Regions from separate parts of the Homo sapiens genome. Here region 1 is linked to region 2. The links are chromatin loops, found by intact Hi-C in ENCODE. Cell type or tissue: MCF 10A. All regions are shown on one strand. Each heading gives the region's core, and the rest is flanking DNA. Links, peaks and the distances in the headings are about the cores only.

Region 1 (11,306 bases), core at 6,047-11,046, 310 kb before region 2:
CAAGTGCAATAAAGTCCAGTGTGTGTAATAAAAAGAAAATATAGGTGGTCTAGCAACATAAAGCAGGTAGTCTCTAACCTAGTCTAGGAGTGAGTCAGGGAGCCCCCTCTCTTACCACACATGTGCACATTCACCCACCCTAAATGTATAATCTTTAAGCTGAGACCAATAGGATGAATAAAAGTTACAGCGATGGGCCGGGCGAGGTGGCTCACACCTGTAATCCCAGCACTTTGGGAGGCTGAGGCGGGTGGATCACGAGGTCAGGAGATCGAGACCATCCTGGCTAACACGGTGAAACCCCATCTCTACGAAAAATACAAAAAATTAGCCGGGCGTGGTGGCGGGCGCCTGTAGTCCCAGCTGCTGGGGAGGCTGAGGCAGGAGAATGGCATGAACCCAGGAGGTGGAGATTGCAGTGAGCAGAGATCATGCCACTGCACTCCAGCCCGGGCGACAGAGCAAGACTCCTTCTCAAAAAAAAAAAAAAAAAAAAAGGCACAGCAATGAAAGAGGAAATGGAGGCAGAGGGGTAGAAAGGTCCAGAAATTATGAAAGCCAGGGGGAAGGAGAATATAGCACTACCCAGGAATAAAAATAATACATCATGGTAAAATCATGTGCAGAATGAGACACTTTAAAATATCCTAAGTGACAAAAGCAACAACTCCTTTTCTAATCTACTAAGCTATTATATGTATTTTAAGATAAACATATACATACATATACTTGGAAATGTCTAGAGTATTTTTGGAAGGATAAATAATAAACTTTCATTAGTGAATGTCCCTGAGAATAACAAGCAAGAGGCTGAGACAGAGATAAGAGAGCTTACTTTCCTAGATATCTTGTGTGCTGTTTGGGTTTTGTACCTTGTGATGTGTTATCTAATCAAAATTAGTTATTTTTCAAAGGAGAAATTTAGGGACTAGACTATCCACAAGACGTGAGATCAACTGGATATGAGAGTTGAGATAGAGGTGTGGAGGATGGGACGCCTAGGATCCTGGCTTAGGCAACTTTGTTGTGCTACCACATACTTGGTTGGAAACACTGGTGGAGGAGCAGGTTTGGTGAGGAAGAAAAGCTGTTCAGTTTGGGACATGTTGAGTTTGAGGTGTTTGTAAAACATCCAGGTAGAGCGGTCCAATCAATAGGCGTCCAAGCCGTTCATGCCTGGAGCTCCGGAGACAGATCTAAGGTGACGATAAGGAGCTAGGGATTCTGAGCTTGTGCATGGTAATCTATTGAATTAGGCAGGACTACCCAGGTGGTAAGGAAAACAGCCTGTGGACTGAAAATCTTTAAGGGGTCAGTGGAGGAGAAGCAGCCAGGACAGCTGCGATATGTGGCACAAGACGTGTTGAGAAGTGGCGCACAATTAACCGTAATCTGAATGCTACCGAGTGTTCAAGCAAAACTAAGACTGTTCAGTGGATTTAACTACAGGTATCAGTATCACGGAGAAGGCAGGGTCAAATCACAATGGGTTGAGGTGTCAGTGGGAGGCCAGTAGACAATGGGATTTACTCTTAAGAAGTTTGGCCCTGAACAGGGAGTAGCTGAAAGAAGAGGTGGGGTTGAGGGAGGGAGTTTGCAGTTTCTTCGAAAATGCAAAAGAATAGAGCATGCTTATTTGCTGACAGAGCTACCAGAGAAGGAGAAGTTGAAGATACACACGTGAGAGGGGTCAGAGGAGACAGTGATGGACACAGGGTGTGAAAAGACAGAGTGAGGAATGGATCTAGAACACAGATGGGAGTTTAGCTTTGCACAGGAGTGGAAGTTGTAAACTGAGAAAAAGATGTCTGAGACAAGTCTCGATCAATTTACAGGTTTATTTTGCAAGGTTGAGGACACAGGAAAAAGAGACACAGGCCACAGTAAGATCTGAGGCCTGCACTTTTTCCAAAGTGGGTTTTGAAGGCTTCAATATTTAAAGGGGTTAAGTGGCCAGGAGGGGAAGGAGAAAAGTTAAAGAAAAGTGGCGGAGAGTAGACAAGTGGTTACATTCTTTTGAGGCTTTGATTAGTGCTCACTGAATCCACATGTTGCATGTGAGAAGCAGGGGACAGAGGAACAGTCATTTATGTATTTGTGTCATGCTCAGTAAATCTGCACTTTACATAAGACAAAGTAAATTAGAGGAAGAAGTCAAATATGCCTTCATCCCAGGGTAGGAGGAGGGACGATTTCTATTCTTCTCTTCTCCTGTACCCGTGAAGATAAACTGTTAATTTATAATGTCAGGGTGAAGGAGGCCATCTGGGGAGCTAATGTGGCCTTCTGTCTTGAGGCTATCTGTTTAGGAACAAAAAGACAGGCAGTTTCCAAACTTTTTGGAAGAAAGGCAACTTCCAAAAGTTTGACTCAGTTTCCAAACTTAACTTTTCCCTTTCACATAGTGAGTTTGAGGTCCCAAGATGTTATTTTCCTTTCACATCCTCCCACCCTGTTCTTCCAAATCTTTCAGGGAAAGCATTGTAGAAGAAAGTGAGTGTCTGATCTCAGGTTTGGTCTGATCCCTTGTCACTAGGACAGTTTATTTCTAGAGGGTTAGGTCCCTCATTTTAGAAAGGATCATTCTTAGCAGGTTGTGAAGTTTCATGTTCCACAGAGAAAAATAGGGGAAAGAAGAGAGAAAGAAAACCAGTAGAAAAGGAGGAAAGATCATGACAACAAAAGGGGAAAGTAATCCTGGAAAACTGATTTAGGCTATATTGCTCTGAAGTCCATGAATGAGTAGGCAGGCACAAAAGTGGTTTATATATATAAATAATTTGCTGTTACTTTTCCCAAAGTTTAAGTTTCAAGTTTCACTTGGCAGAACTTTAAGAAAAGCACAGTTTTAATTTTAATTTAATTTTAAATTAAAATTTCTAGTTTTAATTTCTAGATTCCAAATGAGAAAAAAAAGGGAAAAAATGAAAGAAAAAGGAAAAAAAAAATGAACAGTAGTTTGGAGACTTGTAGCCAGGAAAGGACTTAGGATTCAGTCCAAATGCATTTTAACAAAGAATGAAACTGAGAAACAATTGATAAGGTGGGGTCTAAGAAGAGGTGTTTTATATGTTTTTTTAAAAAAAAAAAAAAACATAATTTTTATCTCAGTCCTCCATTTTTATCAAAGACAAATCATAGTAGGACTAATTTATTTGTAGAAAAGCTTTAGTTGTATTATACTTCACCTGATTCTTTGTATAAAGTGCAGCAAGAATAATTATTTTCTATTTAGGCTTTTTTAAAATTGACTTTGCTGGAAACTTTTTTATTTAAGGAATCTTAGTTTAGACTTTTTAAAGGCCCCAAGCCCAGTCAAGAATTTATTTGTGCCTGCAGATATCTGTATGAACTGGGCGAATGCCTCTCTTCTTAATCCCAAGATAACTTGGGGTTCCCGGGCCTGCCAGAAAGTAACGTTCTTTACTTATCACAGGTTGGGAACCCTGTAAAAGAATTGTGTAGGCAAGGTACAAGGCCAGTTTTTTTAAGGATCTTTTATTGGCTCTATAAGTCAATGGCAATTCCTTAAAACAGTTTGTTGTTTTGTTTATAGCTTAAAATATTTCATTCTAGTCAAAGCTTTAGTAAAATAATAGTCTCCAATTGTGTCCTGTTACAAAAGAAAGCAGATTCTTATTGAGCTCATACAAATAACTATATTGTTATAAATTAAGAATACTCAAAAATAGTTTTCAAATTCTGGAGAAATCAGGTAGAGAGAAAGAAATATGCTTTAAATTTTGCTCACAAGAGCATATTTTACTCAATTGTTAAAAGCTGTAAACAACCCAAAAAATGAAAAGAATCACCAATGTTTCAGACAAAAAGATCACACAAAAAATTATTTTAGTCTTCTATTAGCTCAGTTCATGCAATTAACCTCTGTTCTATTTGATATTGGGTCAACAATCCTCATGAATACATCAGATCTCCAGGAGTGTCCTGGAAGATTTTTTTCCTCTATTTTAATGGCACAATCTCCAAAGCTGTCAGAAACCTGCATTTAAAAGTATCCATCTGATACAGTTTGGCTTTGTGTCCCCACCCAAATCTCATCTTGAATTGTAATCCCATAATCCCCACATGTGGTGGGAGGGACCCAGTGAAAGGTAATTGAATCATGGGGGGCAGTTCCCCCCATGTTGTTCTCATGCTAGTGAGTTCTAATGAGAACTCACTCATTCAGTGAGTTGCCCACTGTACTCTAGCATGGGCAACAGATGGTTTTATATGGGGCTACCCACTTTGCTTGGCACTTATTCTCTCTCCTGGCACCCTGTGAAGAGGTGATTCTCCAGTGATTCTAAGTTTCCTGAGGCTTCCCCAGTCATGCAGAACTGTGAATCAATTAAACTTTTCTTTATAATTTACCCAGTCTCAAGTATCTCTTCATAGCAGCATGGGAATGAACTAATACACCATCAGAGTCCTATAACTGATTATAAGCAACTTTTTGAAAAGGAACAAAGTAAAATAATAATTGTGAATGACAAAAGATATCCACAGTCAAAGATATAATTGACAAGGAAATCTGGTTATTTCTGTGGCACACAATAATTTACCATAATTATAATTATTACTGATCACATATACCAAGACATATTAAAATTATAAGAATATTATACAATTTTGGAACACATAACAATAGCACATTTATATAAATATATTTCAAAGAAAGTTACACACCATTTTATACTTGGCAATGCCTCCTGTATGATTTTAACATATCAAATAAGCCAAATATGCCTCTGTTGGACATTTAAAAGTCAGTTTGAGGTTAAAAGACTGCATTTAGAATTTAATCTTGGAAAGTTAGTCCAACATTAAAAGTTTAAAGCACTTGATATCGCAAAATGAGATTACAGGTCATTATAATCATTTAGCTAAAGTGATAACTCACCAATTTTAAAAAAAAGCAGAAATCTTTACTCCTTGATAAAGAAGACCTCAGTTTTCTAAAAAATAGGACCTAATAGAGACAGTGTGAAGCCAACTGAATCTGTCTCTCCTCTCCTTCTTCTTTAATTTTTTTGGCAGTTTATTCAAAGGGCAAATGAAAATCTTTTACTATCTCTTAATATTATACAAAAATCTTATTTAAAAGAGAAAACCAAATTTTATTTTTGTATTACTGTATTGTTAATTCTAAAGCTTTAATAGAATCTTATAAGCAAATCTACCAAATTTTAATTAGTTTGATTGTAAGGTAAGATTTCCATGAGGCTTTTATAAACTTTACAAATTTGTGTTAAAGAACACATCAATATTCCAAGAAAATCCTGCCTCACACAGGTGCTCAGATTCTGACCCTGCATCAATGTGCTATTTATATGAATGTTCAATTTGTATAATATCTAAATAATCCCCTTAAAATTTTAGCCAAACTTGATCACACACAAAATTCCTTTTACAAGATCAATCTTCCACAAACCTTCTACGACTTGCTTAAACCTTCAGTTTTGTCGTTTCTGTTAACTTGAAACAGTCCTTAAAATCCTCTAAACTAGAAAAAAACACTTTCTCTTAAAAAAGAACCACACTCCCATGACTTATTTTAACATTTGTTCTCCAAAAAAAAACACAGCCTACCTGTTTAATACACATTGTATGTACCTAGTAGTTTTAATTACATTCATTAATTTATAATGTTAACTCTTAGTAATTCTTATTTTAGTGAAAAACCTAGGCAGTAAGCAATTTTAATTACATACCAGGTGCACAAGCCAGGACAAAGGACAATACCTGGGGGCAGGCCAAGGGCTCAAATCAAAAGACATATAAGTTTATAGACAAGTTAAGCAAGTATTAAAAAGATTACAGGGCTAGTGCAGTGGCTCATGCTGTAATCCCAGCACTGTGGGAGGTCGAGGCAGGTGGATTGCTTGAGACCAGGAGTTCAAGACTAGCCATGGGCAACATGGCAAAACCCCATCTCTAAAAAAAATACAAAAATTAGCTGGGTGTGGTGGTGCACACCTGTAGTGCCACCTACTTGGGAGGCTGATGGGGGAAGATTACTTGAGCCCAGGAGGTCGAAGCTGCAGTAAGCAGTGATCACACCACTGTACTTCAGCATGGGCAACAGAGCAAGACCCTGTCTCAAGAAAAAAAAAAAAGGACTACAGAAGCAGAATTTTAAAGTGCTTCTACTATGAAGAGAATAAAGAAGAATGATGGTGACTGAGCAGTTTTACATACCCTGCCACCACTGTGTCCCAGTGTGTGCGGGCGTGTGTATACACATTGTGCAATCCCTCACTGCTGGGCACTCAGCCCTGGGCTGGTGTATCTGAATTAACTGTCTGTGGTTTCACAAATACCACTTACTTCTTTGTTATCCCAGACCACAGTCCTTTGAAAAGCTGACATGGCTTTTTGCTAAGGGTGATGATGGGGCTGGGATTAGAAGTATAGTGCTGGAGACACAAGAGAGGCTGACCATGAGCACCTATAATGGGTGCCCTGGACACATGATTCCTAATTTCCCTCCTGGAGAGGGATGACCCTTCCTCTATTGTTGCTGTTCCTTTCACAACTCAGTGTGGGGCAAAGGGAGATGGGAATGGAGGATGGCTATGTCAGGAGAACAAGCAGGAGCCTGTTGCCTCCAGGCACAAGGATGATTAGCTGCTAGGGACAGAGCAGGAGGGTCCTGGAAAAGAAATGATTAGGCCATTCAAATATAGGCCTAATTTACCATACATTCTTAAAAACACACCAGGATGCAAACACTTCAGACTGTGAGCCTCAAAAAGCAAAGATAAGGCAATTCAACAACAACAAAAACCTAATTCGAAAATGGACAAATAAACTGAAAAGACATTTCTCCAAAGAAGGTATATAAACATCCAATAAATAGGTGTATAAAAACGTGCTCAGTATCATTAGTCATTAGGGAAAGGCAAATCAAAACTACAATGTGAAGCCACTTCACACCCATTAGAAGGGAATGTAAAATGGTGAAAGCTATTGTGAAAACCAGTATGGCAGTTCCTCATAAAACTAAACATAAGAATTGTCTAGCAATTCCATTTTTAGGTGTATGCCCAAAGTATCTGAAAATAGAAACTAGAACAGATATTTGTATACCATATTGATAGCAGCATTATTCACAACGGCCAAAAGGTAGAAAAAACTCAAATGTCCATTGGTAGATGAATAAATAAACAAACTGTGTCAAATTTTGGACTAAGATTGCAGAATCCCACTTACATAAGATACCTAGAATAGTTAAATTCATAGACAGAAAGCAGAATATTGGTTATCAGGGACCAGGGCAGAGAGATAGCTGGAGAGTTATTGTTCAATGGGGATTAGAGTTTCAGTTCCGAATGATGAAAAAGTTCCATAAATGAATAATGGTGATGGTTACACAACAATGTGAATGTACTTAATGCCACTGAATGGCACATCTGAAAATGGATAATATGGTAAATTTTATGTGACATGTATTGTGCCACAGTAAAAAATTAAAGAAGGCAAGAATAAGGAGACTTTTTTATTGCAGTTGGTGTTTGCTTGCTAAGTGGAGAGAGAGACCTACAGGAGGCTGGGAAAAAAAGAAGGGCCACAACCTCTATGCCATGCCTGGCTCTTCCCACGTAAGCCCTGGGGAGCCAGAAAAGCCTCACAGCTTACTACTTTCTAGGGGCTGCGTGGGGCAGAAGAGAAATGGTCCTGACATTAATCTAGCATCCCTGCCTCATGTCTTTAGTTGCCAACCTCCTTTTTCCTGAGATGGGTGACTTGCAAGAGCCCAGAAAATACGTGAGACAATCGATGACCATTGCCCATTGCCAGAAATTCTGATGTGAAGTGTGAGGCATGACCCTTTAGGGATTGTTCTGTCTCACCCTCCCATGATTAACAGGCACAGAAGTTAGACACTTGCATAGGCAGAGGTCTCCGTCTCTGTCCCCGCCCCCAGGCCAACCGGGAGTAAGGTCAAGAGTGATAGCGATGTTAATCAAAAATGGTAGACCTCCTCTCCATCCCCCTCACTAAGGTTCAGTCCAAGATTCAAGTGCCCCAGGGTGTTTTGACGAAGGATCTCCCAGCCTCGGTGACTGCTGCTCTGGGACGCGGTCCGGGACAGGGAGGAAGTTGGAAGAGCCAAAGAGGCTCTGGCTAGAGTCCCACTCTCAGCCCCAGAGGGCTGTTTCTCAGATGGATGCTCCTGGTCATCCTCCTTGTCTGAGTTCTTGAACACTTCCACATAGCGAAGCACTCGCAGAGGATTCTGATCATTGTGGTTCTCAACCCTGATAAGGGGAAAGGGGAAAGGACTCAATCCAGGTGGGGAGACATGGGCAGGGGAGAAGTAGAGGTGACCATTTAGAAAGCAGGGTCAAGAGGGAAGCAGAAATAAGGCAGCAGAGTTGAAACAGGAAGAGTATCTGGGATCAAGTGAAGGGAGGTGATGGAGGGCAGGCTAACCTGGGATAGAGATAATGGAGGCTGAGCAATCAGGGCTTGCAGGGTGGTAGGACGCACACAGGTGTGTGTGTGTTTGTGTGTTACTAATACGTAGGAATGTGAAAGAGAAAACAGAGCCAACTAATAGATAAGCGTGTCACAAGGATGACGAGATGCAATTCAGGAAGTAAATTTGAGGAGAGAGGAGAGTCACGCCGGGAGATGAGGGCAGAATATGAAGGAGGAAGTTAGATCCAAGCCAAAAGTACACTGGAGATGAAGGTCAGCTCAGAACAAGGTTACAGCAAGTCTGGTAACCCATGCTGACGTCTGAGCATGGACACATGCACACAACCTTTTACACGTGGCTGCCCTGAGGTACACACAGCATTCTTCGTACCCCTCCACTTCAGCTCCAGCCCCCTCCCCTAGACAGGCTAATGTAGGCTCCAGGACGCCTGTCGGTCACCCTTGCTTCCGTGGCCTTATACACATCTGCAGTTTTGCATGTGCACACCATCACTCACCGCAGGAACCAGCGGTCCCCCAGCCCGAATTCGCACCCACAGATCCCGGAGCGAGGCCACAGGCAGCGAGGCAGCTTCCGCTCCAGCATCACTGTGGTGGCCACGACCTGGAAGGAGGCAGGAGATACAGGAAGAACTCTGAAAGAGCCATGAGGTTCAAAGAGGCACTGAGGCCACTGATAAAGGGAACCAAAGGCAATCTGTGAGATAGGACACTAGAGGTCAGTGGTGAGAACAGCCACCTATTCACCCCACAGCCTGTGCCAGGCACCATGCAACCAGCTTCACTCATCAAGAAATGAGAGAGGATTTTTTGTGAGTGTTTTGAATAAAATAGTTGCCCTTACATTACTATTCACTCATGGAGAATGAGTCACTCCAAACTAATCTCAACTTCTTTTTCATATAAAAGCCACAGACCAATTATCTCGATTTAAATAAAATGATTAAAGAGAATCTCTACGATCTTGGGGATGAATTGATACTGTTACTGTTCAGGGAATTTTCAGCAAATTAAATATCCACATCTTAGGAAGGAAAAGGGTTGATTAATGACTGCAAGTTGGCAGGGAAATTTCTGGTAGCAAGTCCACCACACGTTCTGTCCTTTGCTCAGCCCTCATTAATTACTTAGATGAAACATGGGAAACAAGCTTATCAAATATGCCTGTGACACAAAACTGGGAGGGATATGTAATATGTGGGGCAACAGAAGCAATATAAAATTATCTCGCTAGATTGGAATGCTGGTGTAAAATCATTAACAAGAAATTTAAGTAAACCAAATCTAAGGTCCTATATTTACATTTAGGAAGCTTAGATAAGTGAGTCATAGAACAAAGGTGTGGGAGTGCTAGCTGATCACAAGCTTAATAAGGGCCATTTGTATATTTGCTAAAAGACCTGACTCAGCTTTAGGTACCCTTAGCATTATGTCCAAGTAAGGAAAGGCATAGTCCCGCTTTGTACCGCATTGCCCTAATCATACTGGGGACTATTCTAGTTTCAAAGAAACCATGATCTATTAGAGCATGGACAAAAGGGTGCAATCAGAATAGATCAGAACCAGGAAGGCTTCCTAATTGAAGGAGTGCAATCTTCAAAATAGCAAATTCTTCACCTCATGTTTTTCTACTCCCTATCTTCCTCATTACTCCACACTTCTTTCAGTTTCTTAATTGCACCAAGTTCCCTCCTAGCTCAGGACTTCCAGTCATTCTGTGCTCTTACCCTGGATAGCTGTTCTTCTTTGCCTTGAAAGAAATGTTTATTGTTCCTCCTGAGCCATCATGCAGCCCCGTCCTTCCTCGGGTAACAGCACCCATTTTTCATTTAGGGAATTGCTCCCTCATCACTTTTAGTGCATTGGTTTGAGTGGACTGGGCTTCACACAGTTGTGCTTAATTAATCTATTTTCCCCCAAACCTCCCCTCCACCACCATCACCAACACCTCCACTATCTAGTCCTTGGTCTTTCCTTAGATTCAACGATGTGCCTATGACCCGAATGTGTTCCCATGAGATGGAACATGGAAGGAATTGGCAGGGGGAAAGATGTTCTTTTAAAGCCTGCAGTTTTGCCTGGCACCAGGAGCCTCACAGAATACAACGTGAGTGGGGCCCTCGGAGCTGCGTGTTGCATTGCACATCCTCATTCTTTTTGGAGTTTGGAGCTTCTAGAAATGATCTCACAAACACGATGGGAGAGCTTGCCTTAGAAGAGAGGTCAAAAGAGAGCCGAACAGAGGAATGGATGTAATGTATAAGATGTGGATCTGCATTCTGGCCAGATACCTCTAAAGTTAGTTTAATTCTCTAAACTTCCCATTTATGAGGACTAACACATCCTCTTCCCCCTGTTTAAAAATCTGCAAGTCTGTTTGAGTTTGGTTTTCTGTCCCTGTAGCCAAGAGTCCTAATTGCTACTAACCTTGACCTTCATCCTTTTCCCTCCTTCCTTTTAACTACCTAGTTCTTGCTCACCTTTGGGTTCTCATCTTAAATGTTGCTCCCTCAGGAAAGCATGTCTTCACTTCCCAGTCCGATTCCTCTGTTGTATCCTCCTCTTAGCACCTTACATTCTCTATAGCACTTTTGCTGCTGTAATTTTACAGCTTTTTGTGAAGTCATTCACTTCATGCCCGTCTTTCCAACTAAACCGTCAGCTCCATGAGGGCACATATGGTGTCTGTTGTGTTTATGCTCATGTCCCTAGCTCCTAGGCATTTGTCAACACATAGCAGGGTCTAAATGATCATCATTAAATGAATGAAAAGTCTAAGGGAAAAATGATGGCTATATTCAAATATTTGAATGGTGCTTATATGGAAGAATGTGTTCTGTGATATATGAGAGGGAAAG
Region 2 (16,418 bases), core at 4,418-9,417:
CACTTCTCTCTTATCTCCTTCCTCTGCTGCCTTCCCCAAACATCTAGGTAACAGAAAAACATCCGGTGGTCCTAGGAAAAGAAAAAAAAACCGTGGGCTTCCCAAGGCACCACCTCTCAGTCTCCTGGTACCGACTGGCACAACTCCCAGCAATCTCACCCTCTCTAGGAAGACCTTCACAGTCCATGAGGTGGCTTCATAGAATTTTGAAATCCCCTCCCCTAAAATCATCTGGTTCCAGGTTTATTCAAAGAACCAGATTCTACAAAGCACCACGAAGGATAACTTTTTCTCTTTCCATCACTGCCTTTGGTTTTACTGTTTAACAGCTTTCTTCTGCGTTTAAGAGCAACCTTTCAGGTCTAGACATGTCAGAAATCAAAACAACATTATTTTTAGGTAAAAGATTAAAAAAAGGTTCAGTCCTATTACAATCAAAACTGTTATCTCCCATCTCATTTTAAGGTGCTCTCCCTCTCTCCAGCAAGGCCTGGGCCACAGAGCTTTACCCCAGTTCCAGCAATGAGAATGGATCCGATAAAATCTCTTTTCCTCACCTTCCTTTCCCTGCTTGCTCAACTGCTGCCAGTTTCTGGAGGCAGGAAGGGAGGGAAGAGGAAAAAGTTTAGGTAATTACTTAACTAGTTCCGGTGCAATGTGGCTACTCAATGCCCTCTGGTTGACATATGCCCAAATACTAATGAAGCGGGAAAAATTCCCTTATTCCCTTTGCAGATTATGCCACAGGGGTGTGGCTCGATTCTTTGGTGCCCCGCTGCTCAAACCCCTAGCCGGAACATGCAGATAAGCAGGTCTTGGGGAGCTTTTTTGGGCTCCAACCCCACAGCAGCATCTAGGGCTGAGTGTTTACAGTTCCCAAAGAAGCCCCAGTGGGCGTGTGCTACAGTTTACTCTTTGAGCTTTGCCGTCTGCAGGCAGCTGGTGTCAAGCGGCTCAATTAGATCCCTTGACTTATTGCAAGGACAGAGGGCTGTCTGTATCCTGAGTTCTTGTCCCAGGGTACTGGGAAAATCGAATCACGTGGGCTTGGAGGATGGGTGCAAGGTTTTATTGAGTGGTGGAGGTTGTTCTCAGTGAGGTGGATGAGGAACCAGAAGGGGATGGAGTGGGAAGGTAGTCTTCCTTGGAGTCGGGCTGCCCAGCGGACAGACTCTCCTCCGACTGCCCCCAACCGAATGCCACGTCGTCCTGCCCTAGATGGCGTGCCGGTGTCTGCTGGTGTCTGTCAGTGTGCTCTTGTGCCCCTCTGCTCCTCTCAACGTCCAGCCACTTGTGTCTGTGTCCGCTTAAGGTCTTGGGCTTACACGGGTACAGGATGGGGGGCGTGGTGGGCCAAAAGGCAACTTTTGGGGCGCAAAAACAGAAATGCTTGTTCTCATTTGCGTCCGTGGGCACAAGCCCGAGGGTGGAGCCCTTGTCAGGGACCCTGCCCTTCTCTACTCAGCACTTCCCTGCCCCCACTCCCCTGTCACTGATGGGCAGAATAATGCTCCCCAAAATGTCCATCTTCTAATCTGTGGCACGTGTGAATGTTACCTTACGTGGCCAAAGGGACTTAGCAGGTGTGATTAAGTTCAGAACCTTGCAATGGAGAGAGGATCCTGGATTATCCATATGGGCCCTATTTATTTATTTTATTGAGACAGAGTGTCACTCTGTCACCCAGGCTAGAGTGCACTGCCTTGATCTTGGCTTATTGCAACCTATGCCTCTGGAGCTCAGGTGATCCTCCCACCTCAAGTAGTTGGGACCATGGGGACCAGCCACCACGTGTGGCTAATTTTTTTTTTTTTTTTTATAGACAGGGTTTCACCACATTGCCCAGGCGGGTCTCGAACTCCTGGCCTCAAGTGATCCACCCACCTTGACCTCCCAAAGTGCTGAGATTACAGGCATGGGTCACCACACCTGGCCAGATAGGCCCAGTTTAATCCAAAGGGTCCTTAGGCAGGAGGGTGAGAGTCAGAGAAGTGAGTGACAATGGAATCAGAGATCAAAGTGATGCCATTGCTGGCTGGGAACTGTCAGCCAAGGAATGAGGGCCGTCTGGAAAAGCTGGAAAGGGCAAGGAAAGGGATTATCTGGAGCACTTCCAGAAGGAACACAGCCCTGCCAGCACTTTGACGGTAGCACAGTGGAATCTTTGCTGGACCTCTGACCTCCCTCCAGAACTGTAAGGCAATATACCCGTGTTGTTTCATGCTGCTAAATGTGTGGTACCTTATGACAGCAACCCCAGGAAACGAATACACTGACTTCCTTATGGGACACATTGTAGGTTTTCCAGACCTCCGTAGCAGGATTCTTGACAATGCATCTTTTTCTAAAGCAGTGTTTCTCAACCAAGGACAATGTTTGCCCCCACGGCATCATTGGTTAATGTCTTGAGATATCTAAGATCATCATGACTGAGAATATGCCACCAGTATCCAGTGAGTAGAGCCCAGAGATGCTGCTAAACATGTTACAATGCACAGAAAGCCTCCACAACAACAACAAAAAACTATCTGGTCTAAAATGTTAATACTGTCAAGGTTGGAATACCCTGATCGCAAGCAAGCAACTCTTTGACTTCCAATTAAAGTGCTTTCCTGGCCGAGCACGATGGCTCATGCCTGTAATCCCAACATTTTGGGAGGCTGAGGTGGGTGGATCACCTGAGGTCAGGAGTTCCAGACCAGCCTGGCCAACATGGTGAAGCCCCATCTCTACTAAAATTACAAAAATTAGCTGGGCGTGGTGGCATGTGCCTATAGTCCTAGCTACTCAGGAGGCTGAGGCAGGAGGATCGCTTGAACCCAGGAGGCAGAGGTTGCAGTGAGCTGAGGTAGTGCCACTGCACTCTAGTCTGGGCGACAGAGCGAGATTCCATCTCAAAAAAAAAAAAAAAAGATAAAGATATGTACGGAATTATTGGGACTTAGACAGCTGCTTATTAACTAATTCTGCCAGGAAGCACTGTAGGCCAACATTGTCATCAAAGAATGATGACTTTTATTTCCTGAGAGTGACTTTTACAAAAATTTGTAGAACTGGAGTAGGGAAGGATACAATCTAATGTTTATGTATCAAAGAAAGGCTATTTACAAACAAAAGAAGAGAAAACTGGGAGCAGAGCAAAGTTTATGTGCTTTCTCCAGTCATTATTTCAACAAATACTCCACTCAGATGTTACCTTCTTACTGAAACCTTCTCTTAAAATAATCCCATCACTACCCTATGCCCACTTTCTCTCTATTCCCTCTCCCTACTTTCTCATTAACTTTTTGAGGAACTGTTTTCCAAAGTGACTGAACCATTTTGTGTTCCCACCAGTGGTGTATGAGGGTTCCAGTTTCTCCATAGCCTTGTCAACACTTGTCATCATCTTCCTTATTTTTGCCATCCTAGTGGGTAAGAAATGGTATCTCCTTGTGTTTTTGATTTGTGTTTCCCTAATGACTAATGATGCTGAGCATTTTTTTCATGTGCTTATTGGCCATTTGAATATCTTCTTTGAAAAGATATCTATTCAAATCCTTTGCCCATTTTTTTTTTTTGAGACAGGGTCTCACTGTCACCCGGGTTGGAGTGCAGTAGTGCAATCACGGCTCACTGCAGCCTTGACTTCCCAGACTCAAGTGTGACTCTCCCACCTCAGCCTCTTGAGTAGCTGGGACTACAGGCATGTGCCACTGCACCCGGCTATTTTTCTTTTTTTTTCATTTCTAGTAGAGATGGGGTTTTGTTATGTTGGCTGGTCTCGCACTCTTGGGCTCAAGCAATCTTCCCGCCTCAGCCTCCCACAATACTAGGAATTACAGGCGTCAGCCACCATGCCTGGCCCTTTGCCCATTCTGCGGGGGAGGGGAACATTATGGTAGAAGTTTATTCAGAGGCAGAAGAAGGGAACAGTCACTTTTTTAAATTATAAATTCAGAGGGGTCCATATGCAGGTTTGGTACATAGGTATATTGCATAATGTTAGGGTTTAGGCTTCTAGTGAACTCATCACCCAAATAGTGAACACACAATAGATAGTTTTTCAACCCTTGCCTCCCTTCCCCCTCCCTGCTTTTGGAGTCTCAGTGTCCATTGCTTCCATTATTTTTCAAATAGAAGAGCATAACAAAGTTATTTTATCACAGCTCATGTGACACAGCCGTCTTCAGAATGAAGACTCAGAGATCCAGGGGAAACTGCCCATGTTTATAAACATTAACATGGTTCAGCAAAGTATGGAAACATGATTGGACAAAAAGAGTAAGATCAAATGCTCATAGACTGAAAGGAAGAACCCAGCCAGGCCTGTCAGTTCAGATTCTTCTTGGCATCTCTTAGCAGCATTCCCTTTGCCCATTTTTTTAATTGAGTTTTCTTTTACTGTTTGCTTGTAAGAGTTCTTTATATATTCTGAATACTAGGCCCTTATCAGATATATGATTTTGCAAATATTTTCTCCCAGAATGTGGGTTGTCTTTCAGTTTCTTGATAGGGCCCTTTGAAGCACAAAACTTTTGAATTTTTATGAAGCCCAATTTATTATATTTACTTTTCTTTCATTGCTTGTACTTTAGGTCTCATATCTGAGAAACCATGGCCTAATCCAAGGTCACAAAGATTTACACTTATGTTCTCTTATATTTACATCTTTGATCCATTTTGAGTTACTTTTTGTATATGGTGTAAGATGGAGGTCTAACTTCATTCTTTTGCATGTGGATATTCAGTTGTTTCACTACCATTTTTTAAGAGTTTTCCTTCCTCCAGATAGTTTTGGCACCCTTGTGAAAATCAATACCTTATTGTCTTTATGACACTTATCACCATCTGAAATTATATTATTTATTTGTTTATTGTCTACCCTTCCCAAACTCCCTTACTCCCTGTATTAGTCTGTTTTCATGTTGCTGATAAAGACATACCCAAGACTGGGAAGAAAAAGAGGTTTAATGGACTTAAAGTTCCACATGGCTGGGGAGGCCTCACAATCATGGAGGAAGGCAAGGCGGAGCAAGTCACGTCTTACATGGATGGTGGCAGGCAAAGAGAGAGCGCTCATGCAGGGGAACTCCTCTTTATAAAATGATCAGATCTTGTGAGACTTATTCACTAACAGGAGAACAGCACAGGGAAGACCTCCCCCCATGATTCGATTATCTCCCACCAGGTCCCTTCCACAACTCATGGGAATTCAAGATGAGATTTGGGTGAGGACACAGCCAAACCATATATCTCCCCTTCCTCCTACCCCCTGCAAACACACATACAAATTCAAATGTACATCTTCTTAAGACAGGAACCTGTCTTATCTACTATTTATCCCCAGGGACATCGTGGGCACTTAATAAATATTTGTTGAATGAATAAAAAGGGCTCCAGTTTTGTTGAAAATTAATGGCCACTGTATGTGTCTATACCCAAGCGCAGGTAATTACTTCATTTAGGGCAAAAAGATTGTTGAACATTGCCTAAATGAGATTTTATAGCCATTTCCTGGGTTGGATGAGAAGAACCTAATTAGGCAAGAAATTACCTCATTGGCAGAAAAAAAAATCCAGCAGAGAATTTTAATGAAAATCCAAATGCAAGTGTGAAGGGACTTTCTGAGACCCTCTGCTTGATAGTCCAATAATACCTCAGTAGGTGTATGGCTTTGGTCAATTCCCCTCACTTCTGAAGGACTTCGTTTACTCACCCCTATATGGGGAGCTCCTGTGCTAAGCCATCTTGCAGGTCACTGGCAGCAGTAGCATTATATCATTCTAATGTTTTGGATTGTTTTTGTTTTTGTTTTTGAGACAGGGTTTCCCTCTGTTGCCCAGGCTGGAGTGCAGTGGCGTGATCACAGCTCACTGTAGCCTCAACCTCCCACCTCAAGCAATCCTCCCACCTCAGTCTCACAAGTAGCTGGGACTATAGATATTCACCATCATATCTGGCTAATGTTTTTTTTTAACAGATGAGGTCTCACTATGATGCCCAGCTGGTCTCAAACTCCTGGCCTCAAGGAATCCTCCTGTCTTGGCCTCCTCTCCTGCCTTGAAATTACTCTGGGGTTCCAAGAGTAAGCCACTTCGCCCAGCATGTTTTGGATTCTTTAGAAATAGCATCTGTAATCAATTAAAGTTAGTCTACTTAAGGACTATAGTTTTCATTTGCAATTTATCTTGCAAAAATATACTGACCAATCTGTTAATTAAAAGTATATGTGGTTGGGGAGAGTGGCACATGCCTATAATCTCAGCTCCTCAGGAAACTGAGGCCAGAGGATCACTTGAGGCCAAGAGTTCGATGCTGTAGTGATGCACCGTGAATGCATCTGTGAATAGCCACTGCACTCCAGCTTGGGCCACATAGCAAGACCCTTTCACTAAAATATATTTTTTTTTAAAGAGGCTTGATTAAGAGACAATATAAATTTTCTCTTGAAAACTGTCTGAAATAACTGATCATAAGTACAAAGAATCAGAGACCTCCTTAGAAGAGAGGAGGTAAAACTCTCAGTCAATTGTCTCAAATAGGTTTTGAAAGGTTTCCCCAGAAGTTTCCTATTTAGAAAGAGCATGCCTGCCCACTAGTGGGCGAATTAAGGAATTGCTCCCTTTTCCGAGAGGCATTCATAAGGCTCCATCTTGTGGTGAAAACTGTTAATAAGCTTTACTGCTAACACATAATCCATTCCTAAGTAAGACCTAGGCCTGGAAGAGCTCATTCAAAACTCCAGGGTCTGCAGAAGCCAGAGACGTCAAGGTGTACGGGCGAACATGGCAGCCGTATGACAAAACAAACCAACTGTCAGGAAAATAATCACTGTGTTTATTTTTCTAAACTAAGACTGCAACCATACCAGATAATGTGTATGTGTATGAATATATATGTGATATTGAAGATTGTATCTTAAATTCAGAATTGAAAAAAAGATAAAATATAAATATTTCATTTCTAGTATTTTATTTTACAATTTGCTCACTTTTTCTTCAGTACCAATATGTCCTTGTTAAACCTGTGTTAAGTTGTATAATGAAAACAGAATTCAGCCTTGACTGGGACCCATTAACTAGAAGTGATAATTAGTCCTAATTAGTTTAATACTGGGAGAGAGCTGTTCAAAAACGTAGATATTTTAAAATATGAGTCTTTGCACAACTGTGAAGATATTTGTAGAAGCCTGGCATTCCAGTGTCACTGTACAAAATGTCCAATCCTATATCACACCATGAGTCATTTTTCACACTATAAGTAGGAATTGACAAGGTGCATTGAACAATGGGAGGTTATCTTCACAAAGTCTGAAATCAATAAGCCATTTTGAGGAATCAGTTTTCAGTGTATCACAATTTTTATCACAGGTTTCAGGCCATCAGTTGTATTTCTAGAAACTAATTCCAACCACAGAAAAGAGGACTTAGTAACGATGCCAGATATGCCTTCCTAAAACATTTTTTTTTCTTTTTTTAACACCCTTGGCAGCAGACTCTATTCTACATTTTATAACTGCTTTGTGGATGCCTTTGCGGGGAAATATTCAAAGTGTTTGTCTACCCCAAAGGTCAATTATATGATAACAATCTTCGCTGCTTAACATAAGCAAAGCTTTTTTCCCTCCAATGATGTGAATAAGTTCATTTCTCTTAACTGTTCAACAATGCTGCTTTGCTTTCAGCCATGACTAAGCCACCCACCCTCTGTGTCATGAGCAGACTGCCATGCTACGTGTCCAATTCATCACACAGTGCATCCAACACTCTGTGCCTGAAGCCCTACAAGGAGATCCAGCTCACAGTATGAACGCTGTGTTCGGGACATCTTCAATTTTTAGCTTCTCGCAGAAAGCAATTCCTGCTAAATAATGCAAGCAAGTAGATGTAAAGCCTGTGTCTTTATATAACTTGCCACCTAGAGTTTAAGTTTTATTGCAAGTCTGATATAAACACTGCTCATCCCAGGAATATCATCCTATAGGCACACAAGTCTTCTGCATTAAATTGTTTGAAAGTTTCCTCTATACACACAAAAAAATTATTTTCTTAATCATTTCCTAAGGTTGTGTCTGTCATGAGCACACTGTCCAAAATATTTTTCAGTCATATAAAAATTCTTAACCCCCATGGTGGTTAATAGAGCTCATTACTACATCTAAATATTACTAAATATGTATCTTCACCAACTGCAATAGCAAATGCCACCATTTAAAAATTTTTTCACATGATTTTTCTTTTCATTTCTTAGTCACATTTCCATTGCATTGAGCAACAGTATTTCTAGTTACATTTACATTTGCACGTGCTTGTATCTTTTCAGGACACACAATTTCCGCTACATTCAGTAGATTCTCTTTTACAACTTGCTATCTGTGAAGAATTTGATGTCCCAGGCAGATTTTTTATTTATGACTTCTTATTTCTTAAACAACCAAGACAAACCTTGTTGACATTACAATTCTCTCTTCAGCTCCTTAGGTTTTGATCACATGTCTCTTCCATGGCCCTCTTCTTTCTTCTTCCAGTGGTTTGTTTCATAATGGCACCTACACTGTTTTCTTAAATTACATCTTTTGCCAAATATGCACACAGGAGGGTTCTATGAGGAACACAGGAGGAACATATGACCCCCTCAGTCTATCTTCCTTTTCCTACTTTTAATAAAGATATGACTACAAGAAATATGCTACTTTTCTAATACTATTGGGTAGATGTGACTTCACACCACCAAAAACCCAGTTCTGCAAAATGTTATAATTATTTTCCTAATTCAATCTCTGAATTTGGTCTCCTACCACCTGATAAACGATATGTCCTCTTAGTCTTCTTCAGGAAGTCATTCGGTCACTTCTACAAAGATATTGAGGGCCACTTTTCCTGTTGCCCCAAGTAACCCTGGAGCTCATACTAAAAACCATAAGGGTAAGTCCCCCCAAAGGGCAGTGATTCTCAACCCTGTCCTGCTTCATATAAGAATCACAGTGGGGAGTTTTGAAAATGCCAATGCTTAGCTGTTCTCCAGAACAATTATTCATAATCTTCGAGGGTGGGACATATGTATAGGTGCTTTGCAAAAGCCCTTCCAGTCATAAGGGTAATTCTAGAATGTGGACAGGGTTGAGAAAAACAGATCTAAAGAAAGCAGCCAACAATTGAGGCCAAATATCTACCTGCAAAGCTTAATAAGAGGCAGCAGTACCTGCAAATGGCCAGGATCCCAGCAGCAGCCCTCCACCTGAGTCTGCACATATAGAAAGATTAGGGAGGAAGAAGGGGGGCCTATGGGAGTTATGGGCAGCAGAGTGAAGAGTTGCTGCAGAGCCTCCTCAAGACTCACATGAGATCCTCACAAGACAGCCAACATATGGATATCTGGCACCCGGAAGTCATGGAGGGCCAGATGGTGTTGGCCAGGGGAGCAGCAGCAGCACAAAAGAGTGCATTTACAACAGCAGCCAGGGAAATAAAGAGACTCTTCTGCCTGTCCTCTCTCTCATACACTAGCCAAAAACTGAAGAGGGAGAGACGGGTGTCTCAGGGTCCACCTTGTCTCCTCCCAGTCCTAGCAGATGGGGTGTCAGCTGAAACTGTGCTTGGGGAAAGGCAGAAGATAATACTTAAACCAAATATGAAATTAAACTGGACTGAGTATTAATAACCAAAAGAAGACGAACATTTGGAACCTGCCCAAGACATTACAATTGGATGGGAAGCACAGAATGGGGCACTGAAACTGGAGGGGGAGAAACATGTTGTGTTTATCCCTTCTCCTTTCTCCTTCTTGTCTTCCATGAAGGACACCTATGCTCCTTGGGAGTCACTCAAAGATTTGGCATGAAGGTGGGATGTAGAGTCTATACTGTGGTCATTCCTGTCCTTACGTTGATGTCAATTCACGTGTCCACACTTTGATCTCATGCTTGTAAAGTCTCCTTGATATGGCCACTAGACCCCATGGAATCCGATAACTCCCTTAGCAGATTTCCAAACTCCTTCTGTGAACACAAGGAAGGTTGAACAGCTCTCCCAAGTGTGGACAGGCTGCAGGGGACTCAGGGGCCCTCTTGCAGCCTGTCTGCCTTTGACACCCCCATGCAGCCATGAGCAGTGGGCCAAGATGTGGGACCCCTTCAAAAGAGATCCTTACCTTCTCTAGCTCTTTCCTGCCTCCTCTTCTTTCATTCCTCTCCAACTGGGAAAGCATTTTCTAGTCTACATGGTAGTGATGGAGAGAGATGTGAAAGAAAAATGTTTCCCTGGAAACATTGGAAGAATAGGTGTATTCTTCCAATCTGTTCTATCCTATGCCTGGACCAAAGCTTTTAAACTTCGTAGCCAAGAATTTGAAACTTTTGTTCCTTGAAGACCCCCATGAGAACTTCTCTAAAGCAGGCCGGGTGCAGTAGCTCACGCCTGTAATCCCAGCACTACGGGAGGGCAAGACAGGTGGATCACATGAGGCCAGGAGTTCAAGGCCAGCCTGACCAACACGGTGAAACCCCGTCTCTACTAAAAATACAAAAATAAGCCAGGCATGGTGGCACACACCTGTAATCCCAGCTACTTGGGAGGCTGAGACATGAGAATCGCTTGAACCTGGGAGGGGGAAGTTTCAGTGAGCTGAGATCGTGCCACTGCACTGCAGCCTGGGTGACAGAGCAAGACCCTGTCTCCAAAAATAAAAATAAAAAAAGAACTTCTCTAAAGTAGAGATGATGCCTCCATTCTAGCTCTCCAAATGATAAAATATGGAATAAAAATGAATTGGCCCCACATAGCTATAAATGTGGCACTGTGAGTGCCTTGGAGTTGTCAGCCCAGACTGCCAGCTTGCATTGAGCCTCAGCAATAGTCCCACACCCCAATGGCTGATCCCCTCCCTGCTCCTCTTGCCTGAGCCTCTGGGGCTGCAGGCAGACCCTGCCCAAGATCTCCTTCTGTTCCCACCTCTTAAAATCAGAGAAAAACATGAATGAAGACCAATAGAAAACAGTACCAGAACAATGGAAGTCAACGATTGTGTGCCAGAAATTTGGGGAGATATCATTTATTACAAACTTGCATATGTTGGGACAAAATAAACCAAAAAGTGAGTTTGATGCTTTGGAATACGTGAAAGCTGCTGACAAATACTACTGTCCTCAATTAAGAGAACTAACCAAAGTTAATGAGTCTCTTACAGGAGATGCAGAACCTGCCAACAAATCTCGTTTCCAGTTCTGACTATTATGAATAAAGCTGCTGTGAGCATTTTTGTACAAATCTCCGTGTTGACATAAGTTTTAATTTCCCTAAATAATGCTTTCTTAATTTTGAAATATATTGCTTTGCCTGGTGCTTATTTCTATACAAATAATAAATCTCTACTTCCTTATTTAATTAATTTATTTATTTTTGAGACACGGTCTGGCTCTGTCACCCAGGCTGGAGTGCAGTAGCTCCATCTCAGCTCACTGAGACCTCCGCCTCCCAGGCTCAAGGATCCTCCCACCTCAGCCTCTCGAGTAGTTGAGACCACAGGTGCATGCCACCATGCCCAGATAATTTTTTGTATTTTTGGTAGAGAAGGGGTTTCACTATGTTGCCCAGCCTGACCTCAAACCCCTGAGCTCAAGCAATCCTCCTCCTCAGCCTCCCAAAGTGCTAGGATTGCGGGCATGAGCCACTGCGCCCAGCCAACTTCCTTATTTTAAATAAAATTAATTTGGGGTGGGGAAACCCATTTTTATCATTCATCAATTTATATTATTAAAAAATATAATGGACCAAGGCCCAAAATATAATGGACCAAGGTGTGAAGGATGGTAGCTCACACCTATAGTCCCAGTATTTTCGGAGGCTGAGATGGGAGGATTGCTTGAGCCCAAGAATTCAAGATCAGCCTAGCCAACATGGCGAAACTCTGTCTCTACAAAAAATACAAAACTTAGCCAGGTGTGTTGGCATGCATCTGTAGTCCCAGCTACTCAGGTGGCTGAAGTGTGGGGATCACCTGAGCTATGGAGGTCAAGGCTGCAGTGAGCCATGATTACACCACTGCACTCCAGCCTGGGTGATAGAGTGAGACCCAGTCTCAAAAAGAAAAATAATCAAATAAAAATAACAGGGTAAGCACACTGGAAAATGATAACTGGCACTCAGCTTCTGTGTCAAGAAGACACTAGGAATTAGTATTGTCAACAAACTGAAAAGTATATACCTTGTTTAAAATGGGCAGCCATTACTCAGCTTCAGCCAGTTCACTATGAAGACCCAATACTGCCAAATCTTCTAATTTTTCAAGAGAAGATAGATTTTTTGTGCATGCATATAAGTAATCTCCTAAGTTTAAATGTTTGCCAATAGAACCCCTCAAAAAGAAAAGTTACACACTGGTGGATTAATGCTGTACAGCATTAACCAATGCAAGGTAAAATGACTACAGGCCAAATCTGACCCAAGGCTCATTGGTTTCCAGCTAAGATTTTGGATCTCAATCCTGACTATGAGCAACAAGACCTTTCGGCTTTTTTAAAAGATAGCATGCCTGAGCCCTAGTCCAGTTCTGATTTCCTAGATTTGGACGAGTCCTGGGCATCTACATATTCTTGTAAAGTGCCAGAGTTCATTCTGGTTCACAGCCAGGGTTAAAAAGTAGGAAATTAAATTTCAAGTCATAGTACCTTATCACATTTCCAAACTTCAACACCATGTCCAGAACACTGAATTCTCCCCAGGCTCATTCTACCTGATTCTGAGCTCAAATAGTCATGTGGGATCTCAGTAAGCTGAAATTGATGACACATACACAAACAATAAAAACTGGGACTATGGAGACTTCCTTCTCTCCAACTCGAATAGCATCCAATTTTGGCTTTTCTATATACTATTCGAGGACATTATAATAGCAGGCCTTTTTGGAAGAAACTCAATTCTAAGTAAAAGATGTTCATATATGAGCTTATGGGAATTTCTTATTCACAAACATGGTAACTATCAAAATAAAACTCTCTCCCAAAATAAGAGAGACAAGAAAAGAAGTGGGGAAAACAGATTTTAAAAGCTGTATGAGCTTTTACAAATAATTTAGCAGGTAACAGAGATCTTGTGAGACAAGTAAAAAGGCCTTGTATTCATTGCTTATCAGGTAAATGTGGACTTAAAGTAAATAAGGTAAGAAGGTGTTGAGCTAGAAACATGTCTCAAATTATTTCCAGTGAGCTTCTGAAAGCCCAAGACAAATGTATCTTTATGAAAAATTGAGACAGACCCAGTAACCAGATCCTCTCATTATTTGCATGTGAAGCCTCTAACTTGTAGTCATGTGATAAACAAATGGAGAAAAATTGGAAATAACCATTAATGAGGGCGGCAGAAATTATAACATTGAGCAAGGGTCAGAAGATTGCAGAGCAGTTACCCATTCTTGGCGCAGAAACCTGAAAGTCAGGATCAAAGAGAATGGCAACGGTGAACACAGATGCCACAGATAAAGACATATCCAAGTTCAAGGTCACCTTCACTTTGGTGGTCTCCGGAATAGAGTGCATCACTGGCATCCTTGGGAGTGGCTTCATCACGGCCATCTATGGGGCTGAGTGGGCCAGGGGCAAAACACTCCCCACTGGTGACCGCATTATGTTGATGCTGAGCTTTTCCAGGCTCTTGCTACAGATTTGGATGATGCTGGAGAACATTTTCAGTCTGCTATTCCGAATTGTTTATAACCAAAACTCAGTGTATATCCTCTTCAAAGTCATCACTGTCTTTCTGAACCATTCCAATCTCTGGTTTGCTGCCTGGCTCAAAGTCTTCTATTGTCTTAGAATTGCAAACTTCAATCATCCTTTGTTCTTCCTGATGAAGAGGAAAATCATAGTGCTGATGCCTTGGCTTCTCAGGCTGTCAGTGTTGGTTTCCTTAAGCTTCAGCTTTCCTCTCTCGAGAGATGTCTTCAATGTGTATGTGAATAGCTCCATTCCTATCCCCTCCTCCAACTCCACGGAGAAGAAGTACTTCTCTGAGACCAATATGGTCAACCTGGTATTTTTCTATAACATGGGGATCTTCGTTCCTCTGATCATGTTCATCCTGGCAGCCACCCTGCTGATCCTCTCTCTCAAGAGACACACCCTACACATGGGAAGCAATGCCACAGGGTCCAGGGACCCCAGCATGAAGGCTCACATAGGGGCCATCAAAGCCACCAGCTACTTTCTCATCCTCTACATTTTCAATGCAATTGCTCTATTTCTTTCCACGTCCAACATCTTTGACACTTACAGTTCCTGGAATATTTTGTGCAAGATCATCATGGCTGCCTACCCTGCCGGCCACTCAGTACAACTGATCTTGGGCAACCCTGGGCTGAGAAGAGCCTGGAAGCGGTTTCAGCACCAAGTTCCTCTTTACCTAAAAGGGCAGACTCTGTGACTGGAACTCACGGAGTTCTGCGGGACCTGGTCCAACCACTTCTGCCTTTGCCTCAGGTAGAACTCTCTCCTCACCCGTCTCTTCTCTCCCAAACCTGCTCTGACACTTCTCAGATAACGTGATCCTTTTATAAATATGAAGCTGAATTTTTAACTTGAGATTCTAAACAGAAGTAACTAAGAAACCTGAAGATGGACTTTGAAAGCTCCTTGAACTATGTTCATTCATATCCTGCCCTGAGATCTCTCCACTTTCTTCTCCTCCTGAGCCTTAAGGAGAGGGTGGCCAGACATATCGGTTTGCCAGGGACAATCTCTGTTTATTGTCTGTTGTCAATTGAGCATCCTTTAATTCTCAAGAATATCATGGTCTGGATGAAGAATTACATGATCATCCTACTTAAGACACCCAACTAACACACAGTTAGGGCTGGTGAAGCAGAGCACAGCACTCAGTCCACGGGGTAGAAGGGAAACCAGAGTGGCTACAGAAAAAGAAGATTCAGGAAAGAAAGGCTGCTGGAAATTATCAAGTGCTGCAGAGTTCCGAGGAAAGTAAAGGGTGAAGAAAAAGGCTCTGGATTTGACTAAAAGGATGCCATGTGTGCCATTAGTGGAGTGATAGGGTGACATCCTGATCCCAGGAGTTCCAGAAGATAATGCCAAAAGGGAGGGGATGGGTAAAAACCAATAGTCTAGAGAGGATGTTTGCAGATAAAGATGAGTTATAGAACGGCAGATGGATATGTGAAGGGTCAGTTCAATGCTTTATTTCTCCAAATGGGAGGGGACAAAGTGAGCAGAGAGGAAAGAAAGAATGCAGGGAAAAGAGTGAAGTGGGCAGGAAGCAGAAAGAGAAAAGGAAGAGGCCAGAGTAAGTAAGCGTCTGTTTTGCTCAGCTCCTGACTCTGTGGCAATGCTAGCGGCACCTGTGCCTCTGGTTTTACCAGTTCTGGGTTACCTTGAAGTAAATAGTGGGGCAAGAGCGGGTTACTTGGGGCAGGCTGCTGGAGAAGAGGAAAAACATTATTCTCCATTGTCATTGTTCAGGATGGTTCCAGCAGCATTGTCTCAAAGAGCTGTTCACAAAACATTGGACACCCTCTCCCCAGATATCTTAGAGCTTGAACGTTAGGAATCTGAAGTTGTCTTTTATTAGGTAAGTTTTAAATCATGATTATTGAGGAAAATGAAAAAAGAATGCTGTGGATCATACCAAGCTTAGGTAGCCCCCAAATGAAAATATGAGGTCAGTAGCAAAGTCTAGTTCTGAGCTCCAGCGCTCTCAAGCACACATTTCAGAGAGAGTTCCTTACATCCATAAACTGCAAAAACCACACACACACACGGCATACACACAGACACATGGCATACACACACACACACACACACACACACACACAGATTCCTTTATAGCTCAGACAGCTTGGGACTTATTTACCTGAAAAGTAAAATATTAATAAAACACACATTTTTGATAGTTTTCTTAAGCTATAGTTATTTATATGACTATTTCAGGCGGTATTTGTTATAGTAAGACAAATTAGATATTGAAGTTTTATTCCAGTCCCTAGAATAGAGAAATATACATTTTCTTCCAAGTTATATATATTGATAAAAGGGTCATGTACCCACTAAGGGTTCTCTGATGCATTACAGAGTTAGAGAGAAAATTGATTTAAAGTTGCCATTATATTAACATGAACCATGTCAAGACCACAAAGTGGATAACTCCATACTTACTATGAAGAAATATCATCTCATTGCTAGCAAGAGCCTAAGGCAGCACATAGCTAACAAAAGCTCCAAGGATGATAACATCCTTATCGATGCACATGTTGGCCTGCCTTCAACGAGATAAAATTCTCTCCAATTCTCTTTCTTCTGTATGTAAAACCCAAGTAAGCACTCAGAAAGACCCAGAATACCTAGTCTTCAAGTTGTCTGGCTTTAGACAGCAATCAGAAGTCCTAAATGAAGACAATAATCGACTCTGCTGGACAAAAGTCTGTAACCAAATGCA

What was found. Peaks named below come from ENCODE experiments on the same cell type or tissue, not always from the same donor. Only the 100,000 strongest peaks of a DNase experiment are listed, where the experiment ranks them.
Region 1: a loop joins it to region 2, with 6 times the contacts of the local background. A loop is called at or near these places in 2 of 110 quality-filtered maps.

Annotation. Positions count from the first base shown.
Region 1 is chr7:142,900,545-142,911,850 of GRCh38, forward strand. TRPV5 (transient receptor potential cation channel subfamily V member 5) reads right to left here. Exons shown (of 15, transcript NM_019841.7): 14 at 8,946-9,052; 15 at 7,557-8,264. The coding sequence ends at 7,970. Among named protein-coding and RNA genes, the nearest start is that of TRPV6, 20 kb to the left of the region's middle. RefSeq lists a silencer at 1,363-1,563. In MCF 10A, for the core only: a CTCF peak has its summit at 9,158 (motif pointing right); no DNase peak of the experiment used is centred there.
Region 2 is chr7:143,208,655-143,225,072 of GRCh38, forward strand. TAS2R40 (taste 2 receptor member 40) reads left to right here and starts at 13,383. Exons shown (of 1, transcript NM_176882.2): 1 at 13,383-14,425. The coding sequence starts at 13,425. The coding sequence ends at 14,396. In MCF 10A, for the core only: a CTCF peak has its summit at 6,585; a DNase peak (open chromatin) is centred at 6,587.